Regions from separate parts of the Homo sapiens genome. Here all the other regions are linked to region 1. Evidence: chromatin contacts called from ENCODE Hi-C or POLR2A ChIA-PET data. All regions are on one chromosome and are shown on one strand. Each heading gives the region's core, a stretch centred on a gene start or an enhancer-like site at or near the end of the contact. The rest is flanking DNA. Distances are from core to core; before and after follow the strand shown. Region 1 holds the start of MSRB1 (methionine sulfoxide reductase B1). Region 2 holds the start of TSR3 (TSR3 ribosome maturation factor). Region 3 holds the start of TEDC2 (tubulin epsilon and delta complex 2). Region 4 holds the start of LMF1 (lipase maturation factor 1). Region 5 holds the start of BAIAP3 (BAI1 associated protein 3). Region 6 holds the start of UNKL-AS1 (UNKL antisense RNA 1).

Region 1 (2,700 bases), core at 39-2,538:
AGGATAACTTGGCGGGTGGGGAGAGCCAGTGAGCCAGGAGAGCCGATTGGTCAGGGAGGAAATCACAGGGAGTCAGCTGTCTTCTTGCGCTGAGTCAGCTCCTGGGTGGTGGCCACAAGATCAGATGAGCCAGTTTATCAATCTGGTTGGTGCCAGCAGATCCATCAAGTTGCAGGGTCGGCAAAATATCTCAAGCACTGATCTTAGGGGCAGCTTAGGGAGGGTCAGAATCTTGTAGCCTCCAGATGCACGACTCCTAAACCATAATTCCCAATATTGTGGCTAATGTTAGTCCTAAAAATGCAATCTAGTCCCCAGGCAAGGAGGTGGTCTGCTTTGGGAAAGGGCTGTTACTGTCTTTGTTTTAAACTATAAACTGGCTGGGCGCGGTGGCTCACGCCTGTAATCCCAGCACTTTGGGAGGCCAAGATGGGCGGATCACCTGAGGTCGGGAGTTCAAGACCAGCCTGGCCAACATCGAGAAACCTCGTCTCTATTAAAAATACAAAATTAGCTGGGCGTGGTGGCGCATGATTGTAATCCCATCTACTCGGGAGGCTGAGGCAGGAGAATTGCTTGAACCAGCGAGTTGGAGGTTGCAGTGAGCTGAGATCGCGCTACTGCACTCCAGCCTGGAAACAGAGTAAGACTCCGTCTCAAAAGAAAGAAAGAAAGAAAGAAAAAAACAAAAAACTATAAACTGAGTTTCTCCCAAAGTTATTTCAACCTACCAGCAGGGATGAATAAGGACAGCTTGGAGGTTAGAAGCAAGATAGAGTCGGCTGAGTTAGATCTCTTTCACTGTTTCAGTCATCATTTTGCAAAGGCGGTTTCACCTGGGCGCGGAAAGGCTGCATGACCTCCGGCAGCTCCGGGCTTAGTACCAGGGACTGGACTGGGGGGACACGACCCTACGGATTCGCGCCGTCGCCCACCTGGCCAGGCCCCATGTGCGCCCCTAGCCACCAGGGCGCGAGGGGCGGCAGGGGCGGGGCCTTGGGGAAGCGGCCTAGGGGTGGTCCCTGGGAGTTTCCATGGGCGGGGCCTGCTGGGGAGATGCGATTGGACTGGCACCGGGGGGCGGGGCCTTGGGGAAGTGGCCCAGGAGTGGTCCCAAGGAGTCAACGTGGGCGGGGCCAGCTGGGAAGATCGTATTGGACCAGCCCTGAGGAGGGGCGGGGCCTCCCGGAGGCGGAAGCCGGGATTCGCCCTCCGGGGAGCGATTGGTCCTCGGGAGGGGCGGGGAGGTGGACGCGGGTACCGGCGGTCGTCGGGTCGGCAGCCTTTGGTCAGTTGGCAGCGGCAAGCGCGCTGCGGTTCCGGTGGCGCCATGTCGTTCTGCAGCTTCTTCGGGGGCGAGGTTTTCCAGAATCACTTTGAACCTGGTTGGTCCTGCGGCCTCTCGCTGGGAGGGCAGCGCGGCGGGGGGCGCGCATTAGCGGGGGCGCCGCCGTCGTCCGGGGGTGATGTCTCTCCCAAGCCGGGAATGGGGGCGAATGTGGCTGCCGGGGAGAAGCGAACAGGGGTCAAAAGGACTGCGGAGGAGTGGGGAGCCTGGGGGCGAGGAGAGTGGGGTACCCGAGGAGAGGGGGCCTTGGGGCTCACCGTCCTGGAGGGGGCAGGCCTCGAGTGTGAACGTGCCGTTTCGGGGGTGGGTCTAAGGGATCGGGATACGTGGGGGTGGTACCCCTTCCCTACCCCCTACACTCCAAAGTGATGGCGCTGGGGGAATTCGGGTTAGGGTCGGGGCTTCGGAGAGGCCAGGTTCTTGTCCAGGGCCAGCTCCTGTGGCCGGGGCGCCCCTTCGCGGGTCATCCCGCAGGTGTTACCCTGGCCCTTCCCATTCCCCCGAGTCCGGGATCTCTGGGAGGAGTCTGGCAAGCATAGAATGTCCCCTTCAGATCCTAATGTGCCGGCCCAGGTGCCTCCCCACCTGCCCAGGGACTCCAAATTGGGGAACCAGGAGTGCCACCAGGCACCTGCCAACAGCCCGTGAAGTTTGACCAGGCAGGCAGGATGGGGTGGTTTGGGGCATGGCCAGCCCTCCACACTGGCCCTGATGAATCCCTTCTGGGCTGGGCTCGCCTGGTAGTGGACTAATTTGGTAAAAACACATCCACAGGCAAGTCTGAGTGCACTGGTCTCCTTGGGCGGATCTGCTGGGTGGCACCCCTGTAGCGGGTTGGGCTGTGACACAGGACCATCCCGGCAAAGCCTCCCCCAGCAAGACTCTCTGGCTTTAGATCCCAGTTGTCCTCAGGCTGCTCTGCCAAGCCAGAAACTCCACTTCCACAGCAGCTGCTGGCTTCTCTTTGCTTTTTTCTCCAGTTCCTGGAAAAGGCTGGGTAGTTTACAGTCTCCAGGGGAGGCTGTCCCCAGGTGATGGGTGAGAGGTGACTCAGCACCCCTGGAGGTTCCTGTTTTCAGTCCTTAAAACAGTTCTGCAAGTCAGTTTTGCAACTTTCCCACCCCCTCCACTCCAAAGGGATCCTTTGTGGGTAGGCTGAAATCTGTTGTCCCCAGCCCTCTTTCTTCCTGGGCTCCTGTGTGGCCTGGAGGCCTTTTCTCTGGGACTGTTCTCTTCCTGCCTGGAGAGCAGAGCAGTGCCTGGGTATCCAGCTTAGGGCCTCGTTGGGCAGCAGGGAGGACCACTTGAGAAAGGAGAGGGACCAGGTGGTTGGGCCACATCAGGGCCCCTGC
Region 2 (2,700 bases), core at 101-2,600, 590 kb after region 1:
AGATGGGCGGATCACTTGAGGTCAGGAGTTCGAGACCCGCCTGGTCAATACGGTGAAATAAACCCTATCTCTACTAAAAATACAAAAATTTGCTGGGCGTGATGGTGATGCATGCCTGTGATCCCAGCTACTCGGGAGGCTGAGGCATGAGGATCGCTTGAACCTGGGAGGCGGAGGTTGCAGTGAGCCGAGATCGTGCCACTGCACTCCAGCCTGGGCGACAGAGCGAGACTCTTGTCTCAAAAAAAAAAAAAAAAAAATTCTTGGATTTTTGTCTATTATATTTAATACTCATTCAGCGTTTAAATGATATATATACTCATGACCCACCAATTCCACTTCTGGAATCCTGCACTGGGAAACCGCTCACCTGAGGGCAAACCAAAGCACCTACACAGCATGTTCTCCACAGAACTATTTCTAATGGCCAAAAAAATGGCAAGAACCTAAATACAATCGGGGAGTGCAGTGCCATCCTATCGCGTGCTGAGCACCAAGAGAAAGAACGAAGACCTATATCATCACCATGAAGCGTCCCGAGAGATACAGCGAGTGACAACGACAAATCAGCCAAATACTCGCGCAGCATGATTTTTTAAAAAAGCGATTAGATTACAAAAACTATACGTTTTCCAGTTGCATAGACACGCACGTAAAAGCACAGAAACGCGTCTGCAAAGTCACCAGACTATTAACAGCAGTTACCTCTCGGAAAGGAAAGGAAGGACTAAGTCTGGAGATAATTTAATTCGCTACAAGAACGTTCTGGTATATTCTCTCGTACTTCCACATTAATTTTAGAAGGCTGACAAACCAATGCTTTAGACTCCGGGCCGTAACTCTCAGGGTCACTCATCCATCCTCCACTGTTGCTGCTCCCCGCGGCCACCCCCGCGCCGGCCAACAGCGCTCCTCACTCACCAGACACGGGTGAAGGATCCCTCTTGGCCTGGAGGCGACTGGCCTGAGGCAAGAACGGGTTGTTCACCCTACGGGAAGCGGCAAGGTCAGCGGGGAACGGGCCCGGGCCGTCCCCCGCTCGAGCCGCCAGCCCGCGAGGCTGCTCACCCAAACGCGTTGGGCTCCTCCACCACCTTCATCTTCGCTGCACCTGCCGGCGCGGGCCCTACGGGGAGCGAGACCGTGAGCGGGGAGGCCGGGGTGCAGAGCGCGCGCGGGGCCTGGGGACGCGGACGGCCGGGCCACTCACCGCCGGCCGAGAGCCCGAGGAGCAACAGGAGCCGCGCCAGCCCCGCCGCCATCGCGCCGCAGCGGCCGCCGCGCGGTCACGTGAAGTGACGGTCACGTGACCACGGGGACCGGAAGTGGCGTCCGGCGCAAGCGCTGGCAGCCGCACAGCCCATTGGGAGGCCGAGGGGCGCGGCCGTGGGGTGGGGAGTCCCCGGCACCCCAGGTCCGCGCCATGGGCCGCAGGAGGGCAGCGCGCGGGCCGGGGGCGGAAGGCGGCCGCCCTCGGCACCTCCCGACGCGCTCCCTGGAGGCCTTCGCCGAGGAGGTCGGCGCCGCGCTGCAGGGTGAGCGAGGCGTGATGGGGAGAGCGGGTCAGGGTTTGAGGGCCTGCCCGGGGGTCCCACGCTGAGGCCGAGTGCCCTTCTCTCTCTCGTGCAGCTTCCGTGGAGCCAGGGGCGGCTGACGGCGAGGGCGGCCCGGGCCCGGCGGCGCTGCCCTGCACGCTGGCCATGTGGGAGTTGGGCCACTGCGACCCCCGGCGCTGCACGGGCCGCAAGCTGGCCCGCCTGGGGCTGGTGCGCTGCCTGCGCCTGGGCCACAGATTCGGCGGTCTGGTGCTGAGCCCCGTGGGCAAGCAGTACGCGTCCCCCGCAGACAGGTAGGCGCGGGAGGCCTGCCCGAGGTCGTCTTCATTTCCAGCGCGTGGTTCCCTTCAGGGATGGTTTAGTGGCACTTGTATGTCGCACCCACATCCACACCCACGTGGGCAGGGAACGTCTGTCTAGTTTGCCTCCGTTGCGTAGCGCAGAGCCTGGGATAAAGGAGGTTTTGGGGTAATAAACGTTTGTTGAGTGAATAAACACATGCTCCAGGTGCCCCAAGCAGCTGCCTCAAAAGCTTGCTCGTGAAGTCCGTTTGAGGGTGTTTGGGGATGGCGGAATGATGTCCCTGAATCCCTTAGCTAGGCCATTCTCCGGGGCATGCTCCACCTTGGGTAGTGCTGGCTCCTGAACTTATCCCATGCTGTCCCTGGCAGACAGCTGGTGGCGCAGTCTGGGGTCGCCGTCATCGACTGCTCCTGGGCCAGGCTGGACGAGACACCGTTTGGGAAGATGCGAGGGAGCCACTTGCGCCTGTTGCCCTACCTGGTGGCCGCCAACCCCGTGAACTATGGCCGGCCCTACAGACTTTCCTGCGTGGAAGCGTTTGCTGCCACCTTCTGCATCGTAGGTGAGTCCAGGGGCCCCACAGCAGTGTGACCCGGCGGCCTGCTGTTCCTGCTATGCTCCCAGCATCATGTTTCCTGCCGACAGACCCCAGGAGGAGCATAAGGGACGGACAGGGGAACAGTTCAGACAGACCACGGTTCCAGCCCCAACTGTCACTTCAGGTTTTCGGCCTGTGGAGTTGCAGTAGAGGCAGAATGGGATCGCTGTTCTATCAGGGCCGGTGTGTGGGGTGCCATTCATTATCAGGGCACCACTGCCCAGAGAATCCTCCTTATCCTCC
Region 3 (2,700 bases), core at 59-2,558, 520 kb before region 1:
ACCTGATGGTGCCAACCTGGACACCACCACACAGCTGCTTCATTCTGCCAGCTTCTGAGCATGAGCCTCAGGGGTATGCCACAGGGCTCGATGCCCTGCCTTCCCTGTCACCCCAAATCCCAGGCTCCTTGCTAGCCAGGGTCTGAGGAGGCAGAGACAGAAGTCCCTCCAGTGAGGGTCCGGGAAACCTACCCCTTCTCCTTGAGTGTGAAGGCTTCTGGGGCCTGAGGAGCAGCGGATGGGGCCATTTGCTGGTCCCTGAGGCCCGCCCCAGGCCTGGGGGTTCGGGCTCCCATCCCAACACGGGTCCCATCCCCCACTGACAGCAGCCGGCGCTCAGGGTGGCCCTTGGCAGGCACCGTGGTCTGGCGGAGGCCCTTGGTGGGTCTCGTGTCTGAAGCATGGCCACCAGCTTGGCCTGGGGAATGCGGTGGGGCGGAGGCTGTCGTGCCAGAAGAGGTGACAATGGACCTAGATTTCAGGCTGGGGGCCTTGTCTCTCTCTCCGGCCTTAGTGATGCCTCTTCGAACTCGTACAGCCTTCTCCAGTGCCTGGGTCAGAAACTCCAACTCTTTGAGGTCTTGTGGACTGGGTGTGCATGCTGTGAAAGCCAAGAATTATGCAGGGATCTCTCCCCACTGTCCCCCAGGAGGGTTCCTCACAACTGCACGCCAGCAGACAGGCCAGAGCAGCACCTGGAGAAGGCGGGTGGTGGAGGTTTACCTGGAAGGGGGTCCTCTCCATTAGTTTCTGGCCCTGGAGGTGGCTTCAAAGCCCGGGTCCCAGTTGGTTCCCTGCAAAGACACGGGCAGCCGTCGCACGGCCAGGAGGCAGGGCCCAGCCCAAACAGACCCGAGGGGGCCGCCGGGCCCCGCGGCAGGCCCCCAGCTCAGAGCCTGCAGGGTAAGGAGGGTGGCACTGACAACCCACAGCTCCGAAGTGGGCGGCTGCGCCCGGTCTCCCAGCCCTGGGCGCTCGGGGCGGGACTCTGAGGGCCCGAGGGAGGTCTGGCCAGTGGGTCCGGGGTCCGCGTACCAGGCATGCAGCAGCCGACGGCAAACGCGCAGGCTCTGCTCCAATTGCAATTGTCGCTGTGCGCAGGCGTCCAGGGCGCCCTGCAGCTCGGCCACCAGCCTGGGGGACGCACCGGCGGCTCAGCACCTCGGCCAGCGTCGGGCCTCGGGCCCCGCGCCTGGCTACCGGCCCGCCCGCATCCTCCCACCCCCTCCTGCCGCGCAGGCCTCACCGGCGCGAGCAGCCCGCCGGCAGCATGAAGGCGGCGGCGTCTCCTTGCAATTTGCCGCCTCTGAAGAGCCACGCCCCTTCCGGGAGGGAAGGCCGCCCCTTCCCGGCCGGGCTGCCCAATCCTGAACCGGGGCTCAGGGGCCGCCCCCGAAGCTTTCTCTCCCTCCTTGCGGGCAAGCCTCAAGCCCCGCCCACTCCTGCCTCCCAGGTCTGACGGGGACTCCGGCTCGGAGCTGGGCCCCCGAGGCCGCCAGGGAGGTGACTGCGGGCGACGCCGGGATTTTGGTTTGGGTAACTGGGTAGATGGGGGCGCCATTATCGCGCTTCTCTTGCAGGGGGCCGGTGAAGGTTATACGAGAGGCTCCATCTGTCCTTATTGAAAGTGCTCTTAACGCAGGGACCAGCCGTCTTGCTGACGCCTGGGCCACCGAGCACAGGGACAGGACGGGGTTGCTGGAGGTGAGGATTCCGCGTGTCAGGGGCGGGGATGAAGGAGGAGAAAGTGTTCACTTTTGGACATGTGACGTGATAGCACTGGGCAGAGGGGAGGAAGCTCAGACCTTGGAGCAGTGGGCCAGGCGAGGTGGCCCCTGGTGGGGCAGGGGACGGGTAGGGACAGATCACGGGGCCCACGCAATGGCCAGGGAGGTGGAGGAGCAGTAGGACAGTGTCACAGAGGCAACAGGAGGCTGTCACGGGAGGGAGTGGGTCACAGGCCAAGTGCTGCTGAGGCCTCGGCGGTGTACACAGCACAGCAGGGGGGCGGGGGTACAGGGCCTTCGGTGATGCGGGGGACACCTGAGGGAGGAAGTGAGGAAGGCAGCAGGGCCCCATGTAGTTGGTGTTAACAAGAATAAACAATTAGGGGGCAAGAAATCCCAGGCGGTAGCTGAAAGAAAAACAGAGCCTGGGGTTGCTGTTTAAAGATGGGACAGGTGAGTCCATTCCATAGTCGTTAATGGGAAGGTGCCATCGCAGAGGGGAAGGAGGGCACAAAGGGAGTTGTCAGGGAGGTTGGGACCCAGGCAGCTCTGGCCCAGCGCTCCGGGTGGGCCCCTCCATCAGCGGTGGGGGAGGGTGACGGTGGCCCTGCCTCCCTGGAGATTCTCTGTGAAGGAGGAGGCAGGGAAATGCTCAGTCAGCAGGTGGGTGATGCAGGAACCCACCCACCACAGGCAGGCGGGGCCAGGTCCCCCTGGAGTGGTTTCCTCCTTCAGGTGCAAGCTGGGAGAAAGCAGAGAACTGACTCCATGCAGAGTTGGGATTAAGAGCCCCTGGACAAGGGGCCGAGGCAGTGAAGGACGTCCATCACTCATCTGCCACTATCCTCCTCACATTTAATCCTCACAACACCCCTGTGAGGTAGGTATCATTGCCCCCCTTACAGATGAGGAAACTGAGGCTCACACATGCCCAGGGGCACACAGTCGACAGGACGGGTCTACAGTTCCAACG
Region 4 (2,700 bases), core at 124-2,623, 970 kb after region 1:
GAGGCTGGGCCAGCATGCGGAGGATGTTTGTGTGTTCGTACCCGTTGCAACATCTTTAACAGGGTCCCATTTCACAGCTGGGCTCCTAAGGGGGGTTTCATAGAAAAGAAATGGAAACTAAAAATGAATTAAACCATAAGATGTACACGTATGCTACGGCCCCAGCAACACAGGGAAGGTGGAGGCTGAGAGGAAGCTCGGGCCACTGCTGGTCAGGCCTGGATTTGGGGGCCCGATGTCCACAGTCAGTCCCTGCCCACACAAGGCTCACACTGCAGGTGGTGAAGATATAATTAAACAGGTAATTAAACAAGCAATAAAGACGGGTCATTTGACCAACCCAGTGGCGATAATTGATACGCCAAAACACTAGGAAAGCTAGAGAGGCAAAAGAGAAGAATACATGAAAACAAAAACAAAAAACCAGGACAAATATTTCCAATATACACAAAAGAACAGGATTTTTCATACGTAAAGAGTGCTGACAAATGAATAAGGAGAAATCTGCACTTCCACCTAAGTGCCCCACAGTTTATTCACTAACCCCTAGGTCTCCAATGCCTACTCTAGCCTCACGCCCTTTCTTTCCTCTAAGGAATGCCTGTGACCCCAGCCCTTCCTAGCACCCGCTTCACATCAGCCTCCAGAACCCCGCTCCAGTCATCAGAGTGTAGAGTGCTGGCGTCCTCCTTCATGTTCTGTTTGGGGCATTGGGCAGTTAGCCCTTCCCTCCTGAGTCCTGAGTCCCCCTCTTCCCCCACAGCTTGAAGTCCAGTCCCAAGGGCAGGCAGGAGCTGGGTTGTGCAAAGGCGGAAGGGTGCTCAGGCTGGGAGAAAGGGGAGGGTCCCCCGAGCATTCCAGGCACAGCCCTGCCTACTCTGTCCCTTGCTGGCTGCGACGATCGCCCTAGCACCCTCCTCCGCAGAGAGTGAGTGTCAGCTGTGAGGCAGGGGCACGCAGTGGTAGCACCGCCAGGGCCTGTGCAGCCCACCTTCCCCAGGACCACAGCTGGGAAGGCGCCTGGCTGGGGGAGGGCACCTGGCCTCTGCAACTCGGACTGACGGAAGGCACGCGTGCCTGCCCCAGTGAGCTCGGGTCGGGCGACGCGCACCACCTCCCAGGTACCCGGCCCCGCGCCCTACCCGCAGCAGCGCCCAGCGAGAACTGCGAAGGAGGCAGGCTCCGGGCACCCGCTCCCGCGCGTGGGCGGGGCCGGCTGGAGGGGGCGGTGCCTCCGGGACTGTGAGCGGGGCCTCCCGGGGTGTGGGTGGGGCCTTCGGCCGTGGGCAGGGCCGGCCAGGGAGAGGCGGGGCCTCCGAGAATGGGCGGGGCCTCCGAGAATGGGCGGGGCCTCCGGGAGTGCGCCCTCCCCGCACATGCGCCCTGACAGCCCAACAATGGCGGCGCCCGCGGAGTCGCTGAGGAGGCGGAAGACTGGGTACTCGGATCCGGAGCCTGAGTCGCCGCCCGCGCCGGGGCGTGGCCCCGCAGGCTCTCCGGCCCATCTCCACACGGGCACCTTCTGGCTGACCCGGATCGTGCTCCTGAAGGCCCTAGCCTTCGTGTACTGTGAGTGCCGGGCGGGCCCGGGACATCCGCCAGTGTCACCTCCGCGCACCACGACCCCCGCCCTCCCTCGAGACTCCTCCGCGCGGTCTCGCGGCCGCGGCGCCCCCACGCAGCCCTCCTTCCTGCTGGGGCCCGGGCAAGGCGGGGCGGGCAGGGCAGGACAAGGCTTGCTGGCGACAGCGCACCCGGCCCTACCCCTGTCGCCGCCTCGAGCCTCCGGCCTGGGCTCCTGGGCTCCCGGTTCCACCCGCAGCCCCGAAGTTGCACGGCCGCGCCTGCCAGGACCGGCTCGGGGCTATGCGAGGCGGGGCCGGCCCGGGCCCTGGCCCAGGAGTTCCCAGGAGAGCTGGGCAGGTGGAGGGTCACCCGTCCGTGCGCAGGTCGGGGGTCTGCGTCCTGGCTGCGGGGCGGGGGGCGGCCTGGAGAGGCGAGGCGCTCCTGCTGTCCCCGACACAGCGCTGTGCTGACGGTGAAGGTTCCCACTGTAACTGGACGCCCGCACGCCACATCCCTGCCGCGTGCGGCCCCTGCCAAAATCCGAGGAGCCGGCCCGGGAGCCTCCTTCGCGTCTCCCAGGGGCTGAGGGAAGGTGACTGGCTGGTGGCCAGACTGGAGTTTCTCCTTTAGTGTTCTCGACTAGCTCAGTCTGCGTTCGGGAAGATTCCCAGCGGAGGTCTGGGGGCAGCTCCGGAACCTCATCTGCAAGTGAAGCCTGCGCCTCACTGTGGGATGTGGTTGGCCGGGTCCACTGGCGGAGACCCTTCACCCCACAGCTGTGCGGGGCCCGCGTGCGCAGCCTACAGAGCAGAGCTCTGAGAAAAGTCAGTTCACGCTCAAAACCTCTGGATCCCCTGGCCAGGGGCAGCTGGCGATTCCAACTCCCTCTCTCCCCAGTCCCTACAACCCAGAACTGGTTTGGAAGAGAACGGTTCTGTGATCACGGTGACATGTGATCACACGGATACATGTTTCATAAGCCCAACGTGTCAGGAGCTACGAACCTCAAGTGAGGCTCTCAAATGAGTATGGAAGTGAGGGGAGCCTGCCAGGCCGAGATGCAGCCAGCGGGGCGCGTGGGCAGTCACCGTCCCAGAGGGCTCCGGAGCTGCTGGCCCCGGGCGTTGCCCACGC
Region 5 (2,700 bases), core at 196-2,695, 610 kb after region 1:
GGGCTCAGGGTTGGGGGCAGTGAGGCAGCTGAGTCTGGGGGCAGCGGAGCAGAGGCTGGGTCAGCCTTCCTCCCCAGTGCAGGCTGTCTAGGAACAAACGCCTTCAACGTGTTGGGGGCGCCCTTCTTACCACATTTGGGGCAGGGGGTTAGCTGATGGTGCCCTGGGTGTGTGCCTGGGGCGGGAGGTGGCAGGACATCTGCCCCACAGGCTGGCTCTCCACGCTGCCCTCTTGGTCTTCTCTCCAGCTTCCCTGCTCTTCCTCCCTCAGCCCCCCGACTCCCCTTCACCAGGCCCTGGGGGTTTCCCGCAGGAATCTCTCCCTGGTCTCACCGACTCCTCCAGATGGCCCCTGCGAAGCCGATGGCGGTGCCCAGGTGCAGGTCACCTGGCGGGCCCGCTGCAAACGCTGCTCCCCGGGGTCTCATTCCAGTCGAACCCCGGGAATCTGCATTCTAACAAGCGCTGCCGGTGGCCTTGGGCTCCCCGAAGCCTCAGACGGCTGCCAAGGTCCAGCCGCTGGCGCCCAGCAGGAGCGCAGGAGACCGGAGCCCGAGGCGCCTTCTTCCTCCCCTCGCCCGTGTCTGCGCAGCGCTCCCTCCTCCCTCTGCTCACCGACCCCCTCCCTGCCCCGCCTCGCGGCACCCCCTTTCCCGGGGCCCCGGGCGCCCGCAGGAGCCACACCCCCAGTTCTATGGGGGTCTCTCCCCTCGGAGGGGGCGGGCGGTCCGGGGTGAGTCTGGGGGCGGGTCTAGTGTGTCACTTTAAACTCCTCCCCCGGAGACCCCGGCCCAGGCAAGAGCCCACAGCCCTTTGCCGAGTGGGGCTGAAGGAGGGGCCGCTTTGCACTCGCAGGGATTTCGGGGGGACTAAAGGGCCTTACGAGGACCTGCGGGAGGAGGGAAGGGACGAGGACGCTGGGGGGTGCAGCCCGCCCGGGAGGGGTGCTGGGAGGCCCCGGGCCCGTCTGCTCCCCCGGGGAGGGAGGCGCGGGGGTCGAAGCCTCGCTTGGCGGCTCAAGTGCGGGGGAGGCCGTCGCCAGCGCCCGGATACCCTCCCCGTCCGCTCCGCAGTGCGGACCCCACCGCCGCACCCTCTCCTGCGCGTTCGGAGGGGAAATGCCCCCGAGACCCCGCCCCTCCAAGCATGCGCGGCCTCAGTTTCCCCAGGGCCGAGGGGACGTCGAGACCTTCCCACCGCCCCCCGCCTCGGAGGCCACCCCCGTGCCTCCTGGGGGACCCGGACCAAGGGGGCGGCGGCCGTCGGTCCGTCCGGGTTGGGGCGCGGGGCCGAGCCCAGACGGCGGCCCAACAGCACTGGCCGCAGCCCGCGGCACTTACCGTGGGCCGGCGCGGGGATGGGGGGGCTCCTGGGGCGCTGCGCTCGGCACCAGCTCGGGGACGCCGAGGCACAGCTACCGCTCCCAGCCGCGCGCGCCGACGACTGAGCAACTGCTGGGCGGACGCCGCTGCGGGGGCGGGGTCTGACTGGGGGCGGGGCCGGGCCTGACCGGGGCGGGGCCTGACCGCGCTCGCCCCGCCCCCCGCGTCCACGGCGCCTTAGGGGACCCGGCCGGGGTCTCCGTGCCTTGAGCCGGGCCGGAGCCCCCTCCCCCGGGATGCGGGGCTGTGAGTCAACCCACAGGTGGCTGCGGGACGGGGAGCGGGCTTGGCTGCCTCGGGACCCCGCCTGGCCGCGCGCGCCCTCCCCGTGGCGCGTGGGGTCTAGAAGGGGGTGGTCGGCGGGGTCTCCTCCGCGGACCCCAGGGAAGCCACGGTCACGAAGACCAGCAGCGGTGCAGACCTTTCTGGAAGGGCCTGACTCAGGGACACCTCGCGGGCCCCGCCGCTCTCTTCTCGGGGCGGGGATGCGTCCTGCAGGGATCCACTCGGGACGCCCCACGCCCACGCGGACGGTCTGTGGGGCGATCGTCCCTGGGGCTCTGGTGAGGGCCCAGTTGGCGCTTGTGGGGTCACAGCCGGCCAGAGCCCCCGGAGCCCCTGGGGTCTGCACTGGACCCCGCCAGCCCCTCCCGGGTGGCTCCCCGCTCTTCCTCCGCTGCGCTGTCCTGGAACCCCAGCGGGCCCGCGGTCTCCTGCAGGGTTTGTTAAGGCATTGATGGGTCCTGTCCCCAACCCGCTGGTCCCGAAGTCTGGGTGGGGGCGCGATCTGCGTTTTTTCCCTTTTTTTTTCAGACAGAGTCTCGAAAAAGCTCTCAAAAATAGCTCTCAACCAGGTTGGAGCGCAGTGGCACCATCTCCACTCGCTGCAACCTCGAACTCTCCGGCTCAAGTGGTCCTCCCGCTTCAGCCTCCCCAGTAGCTGGGACCACCCGCCGGCTAATGTTTTTTGGTTTCTTTTGTGGAGATGGGGGTCTCCCTATGTTGCCCAGGCTGGTCTCAAACTCCCAGGCTCAAGGGATCCCCCTTCCCCGGCCTCCTAAGGCGCTGAGATCACAGGTGTGGTCCCCACGCCAGCCAGCGCCTGCACTTCCCAGCTCCAGTCTGCTGCCGCCAGTCCAGGGACCACACTTTGAGAAGTCCGTGCTAAGCATGGTCCTGTCGGGGGCCTGAGGCTCTCAGACTTGCCGAGGGCGCAGCGGCCCCCCGGTCGCACCTGCCCTTGGTCGAATACAGCTGGACACTCGCAGCCCTTTGGGGACAAGGGGTGGGGGGTGGTCAGACTTTGGAGTTTTCACCC
Region 6 (2,700 bases), core at 37-2,536, 530 kb after region 1:
GGTGGTCACTTCAAGCTGTGCTCAAGTAGCAGTTCCATAACATCATTACAAAAATATTAGCCTGCTGTCTGAATGGCTTACAGTTTATAATTGAGGGTGGTAAGTGGGGCTAAGATGCCTGTTTGGTGTTTTGTTTTGGATACCTGGGTATATGCACACATAGTAAGGAAATTTCCTTATTTTATTTAAGATTTTGTTTGTAGCGTGTGAATGACTTGCTTCGACCGGCCCTTTAGGAAGTGTCTGACAGGCTGCCTCCCCTGAGATCTCTCCTCCATAATTATCCTTCATTCCACGGGAGTGGGACTTTCTCATCGCTGAACAAAGGGAATAGCCAGTTTGTCCTATTGAAGTACCCGTTCTGGTTCTCATTAAGGGTTGCCTCGGAATTTGTAAATAAAGGAACGTTCAGAATAAGGACAGGGCCTTCCTTTTCTTTAGTTCATTGGTTTTTAAAATTTCTATTTTGGCTGGGCGCGGTGGCTCACGCCTGTAATCCCAGCACTTTGGGAGGCCGAGGCGGGCAGATCACGAGGTCGGGAGATCGAGACCATCCTACATGGTGAAACCCCGTCTCTACTAAAAATACAGAAAAATTAGCTGGGCATGGTGGCGGGCACCTGTAGTCCCAGCTACTTGGGAGGCTGAGGCAGGAGAATGGCGTGAACGTGGGAGGCGGAGGTTGCAGTGAGCCGAGATCGCGCCACTGCACTCCAGCCTTGGCGACAGAGCAAGACTCAAAAAAAAAAAAAAAGAAATTTCTATTTTGGGTGTTGATACTACCAACCTGTTATTTTACACATGAATGTGTATCAGAGAGCAGAGACCCTTAGCCCGTATCAGGCGTTGCTCTTGGTTGTGGCTGGAGGTGCTGGGGCTGAGCTGTGGGGCAGAGCAGGACTGGGACCCCAGGAGGGCCCCCCGCTGCTGGCGTCTCCTTTCCACGGCAGGCTGGCACCTCGCTCCACCCCTGCCTGCTCAGTTGCTGCCTCTGTCAGCCCCCCCTGGGGGCAGCCCCACCGGTACCAGCTCCTGCGGACGCCTCTGCCGTCACCCCTCCCTCCGTGGAGGGTGACCTCCTACAGCCCCTGCTGTCATCTCTTCTCTCTTCCTCATCCTATGGCTCCCCAGGTCACTTCTCGGCGTCCTCTATCCTCTGTGGGCACCCCCTCCGGTGCCTGCCCCCGTGGGTGCCCCCACTGTGCACCCTTTCCTAGGTGGGTGGCTGCCCCTTGTTGCACCCCACGCCGTGCCGGTCCTGTGGGCATCAGCGTGATCTCGGCCCCGCCCCGCCCCGCTCGGGAAAGGCCTTTTGTTCCGCGCGACACGCCCCTCCGCTGCGCGCCCGCGATTGGCTGTCCCGGGTCACGTGTGAAGCCCCGCCCCCGTGGGAACCGTCCTGGTCGTTGGGGGGGGGGGCAGCTCCCATGTGGGCGTGGCCTTGAGGCCCCGGGGGTGTAGCTGAGGGGCAGGCGCTTGCTTTTCTCTTTAAACAGATTGCGGTAAAGAAATAGAAAAGGCGCCCCGCGGGACCCCGGGCCTCTCCAGGGTCCATCTTTTTTTTGTTTTTCTTTTGAGCCAGGGTCTGGCTCTGTCTCCCAGGCTGGAGTGCCGTGGCTCGATCTTGGCTCACTGCAACCTCTGCCTCCTGGACTCAGCTGATCCTCGTGCCTCAGCCTCCGGAGTACCCAAGCGATCCATATGCCTAGGCTTCCCAGAGTCCTGAGATTACAGGCCTGAGGCACCATGCCCAGCCTCTAGGCCCATTTTCATTGGGAAAAAAAAATACACGTGGCCTGCAGCTGTGTAGCCACAGAACGAGTGGCCATCTGCCAGCCCACCCCTGTCCAGAAGAGCGCTCCTGCACTGTGGCCCTGCAGCCACCCTGGGTCTCGTTCTCAGAAAAAACAGGCTTGCCCCATTCCTGTGGTGCCACTTTTCCAGATTGACACACAGACACAGGTTTGTCCTTTTTTTTTTTTTTTTGACAGGGCCTCACTCTGTCGCCCAGGCTGGAGTGCAGTGGTGTGATCTTGGCTCAGTGCAACCTCAACCTCCTGAGCTCAAGTGATCCTCCCACCTCAGCCTCCAAAGTAGCTGGGACCATAGGCGCACACCACCACGCCCAGCTGAATTTTTGTATTTTTTGTAGGGGTGGGGTCTTGCTGGTTTCGAACTCCTGGGCTCAAGTAATCCACCCACCTCTCCTCCCAAAGTGCTGGGATTACAGGAATGAGCCACTGCGCCCGGCCTCTGTCTTCTTTCCAGAGCTCTGTTTGGCGGTGTCACCTGACAGACCTGACACTTCCCGCTTGCCCTGTGCGCCTCCCCAGGCCTCTGTCGTCCGGCAGGTGCAGAACTCCTGTCTGGATGGGTCCGGGGTGTGCCTAGCTGGGTCTCCACTGTGCATTCTGTGAGTAACTGGTGGGAGGAGAAACTTTTCCAAGTATCCATTTCTAAGATTAACTGTTGCTGCTTGTATCTGGCGGGTCTGGAGTCTGATCTTTTTTTTTTCTTTCTTTCTTTTTTTTGAGATCGAGTCTCCCTCTGTCACCCAGGCTGGAGTGCAGTGACACGATCTCGGCTCACTGCAGCATCCACCTCCCGGGTTCAAGTGATTCTCCTGCCTCAACCTCCCGAGTAGCTGGGATTACAGGCGTGCGCCACCATGCCCAACTAATTTTTGTGTATGTGTGTATT

The links. A loop is a pair of places that touch in the nucleus more often than their neighbours do. ChIA-PET counts read pairs that join two places held with the same protein, here RNA polymerase II (POLR2A). Pooled maps may share reads with other maps.
Region 2: a loop to region 1 is called in a pooled map, with 5 times the contacts of the local background. The contact joins the promoter of TSR3 here to the promoter of MSRB1 in region 1. A Hi-C loop is called at or near these places in 2 of 37 single-sample maps with no recorded cell type and 10 of 50 pooled maps. POLR2A ChIA-PET finds 5 or more read pairs at or near these places in 1 of 52 experiments (activated T-cell).
Region 3: a loop to region 1 is called in a pooled map, with 7 times the contacts of the local background. The contact joins the promoter of TEDC2 here to the promoter of MSRB1 in region 1. A Hi-C loop is called at or near these places in 6 of 50 pooled maps. POLR2A ChIA-PET finds 5 or more read pairs at or near these places in 2 of 52 experiments (HEK293 and T-cell).
Region 4: a loop to region 1 is called in a pooled map, with 24 times the contacts of the local background. The contact joins the promoter of LMF1 here to the promoter of MSRB1 in region 1. A Hi-C loop is called at or near these places in 2 of 37 single-sample maps with no recorded cell type and 6 of 50 pooled maps. POLR2A ChIA-PET finds 5 or more read pairs at or near these places in 1 of 52 experiments (activated CD8-positive, alpha-beta memory T cell).
Region 5: a pooled map shows a loop between it and region 1 (5-fold over the local background). The contact joins the promoter of BAIAP3 here to the promoter of MSRB1 in region 1. A Hi-C loop is called at or near these places in 2 of 37 single-sample maps with no recorded cell type and 8 of 50 pooled maps. POLR2A ChIA-PET finds 5 or more read pairs at or near these places in 1 of 52 experiments (activated T-cell).
Region 6: a map of CD8-positive, alpha-beta T cell shows a loop between it and region 1 (2.9-fold over the local background). The contact joins the promoter of UNKL-AS1 here to the promoter of MSRB1 in region 1. A Hi-C loop is called at or near these places in 1 of 168 maps with a recorded cell type or tissue (CD8-positive, alpha-beta T cell), 1 of 37 single-sample maps with no recorded cell type and 2 of 50 pooled maps. POLR2A ChIA-PET finds 5 or more read pairs at or near these places in 1 of 52 experiments (activated B cell).

What each region holds. Positions count from the first base shown.
Region 1 is chr16:1,941,787-1,944,486 of GRCh38, reverse strand. It overlaps MSRB1 (methionine sulfoxide reductase B1), which reads left to right and starts at 1,288. Exons shown (of 4, transcript NM_016332.4): 1 at 1,288-1,385. The coding sequence starts at 1,331. It overlaps RPL3L (ribosomal protein L3 like), which reads left to right. Exons shown (of 10, transcript NM_005061.3): 10 at 1-513. It overlaps LOC124903625 (a long non-coding RNA gene), which reads right to left and starts at 1,693. Exons shown (of 2, transcript XR_007064940.1): 1 at 1,606-1,693; 2 at 1-1,502. RefSeq lists a silencer at 815-1,314 and an enhancer at 2,499-2,700.
Region 2 is chr16:1,350,528-1,353,227 of GRCh38, reverse strand. TSR3 (TSR3 ribosome maturation factor) reads left to right here and starts at 1,350. Exons shown (of 6, transcript NM_001001410.3): 1 at 1,350-1,535; 2 at 1,630-1,849; 3 at 2,228-2,421. The coding sequence starts at 1,424. GNPTG (N-acetylglucosamine-1-phosphate transferase subunit gamma) reads right to left here and starts at 1,297. Exons shown (of 11, transcript NM_032520.5): 1 at 1,211-1,297; 2 at 1,069-1,126; 3 at 922-989. The coding sequence starts at 1,262. RefSeq lists a silencer at 1,073-1,772.
Region 3 is chr16:2,458,717-2,461,416 of GRCh38, reverse strand. TEDC2 (tubulin epsilon and delta complex 2) reads right to left here and starts at 1,308. Exons shown (of 10, transcript NM_025108.3): 1 at 1,247-1,308; 2 at 1,036-1,134; 3 at 724-794; 4 at 193-601. The coding sequence starts at 1,272. It overlaps LOC105371050 (a long non-coding RNA gene), which reads left to right and starts at 1,439. Exons shown (of 5, transcript NR_188689.1): 1 at 1,439-1,503; 2 at 1,581-1,704; 3 at 2,463-2,607. CCNF (cyclin F) reads right to left here. Exons shown (of 17, transcript NM_001761.3): 17 at 2,563-2,700. RefSeq lists a silencer at 970-1,319 and enhancers at 1,700-1,789, 2,020-2,700.
Region 4 is chr16:969,657-972,356 of GRCh38, reverse strand. LMF1 (lipase maturation factor 1) reads left to right here and starts at 1,373. Exons shown (of 11, transcript NM_022773.4): 1 at 1,373-1,569. The coding sequence starts at 1,377. RefSeq lists enhancers at 1-194, 2,177-2,700 and a silencer at 962-2,131.
Region 5 is chr16:1,332,390-1,335,089 of GRCh38, reverse strand. It overlaps BAIAP3 (BAI1 associated protein 3), which reads right to left and starts at 1,445. Exons shown (of 34, transcript NM_001199097.2): 1 at 1,341-1,445. RefSeq lists silencers at 1,396-1,555, 2,291-2,491.
Region 6 is chr16:1,406,980-1,409,679 of GRCh38, reverse strand. It overlaps UNKL-AS1 (UNKL antisense RNA 1), which reads right to left and starts at 1,286. Exons shown (of 2, transcript NR_188570.1): 1 at 788-1,286. All of the region lies in intron 2 of UNKL (unk like zinc finger), which reads left to right. RefSeq lists silencers at 863-1,012, 1,283-1,352, 1,403-1,452, 1,331-1,508.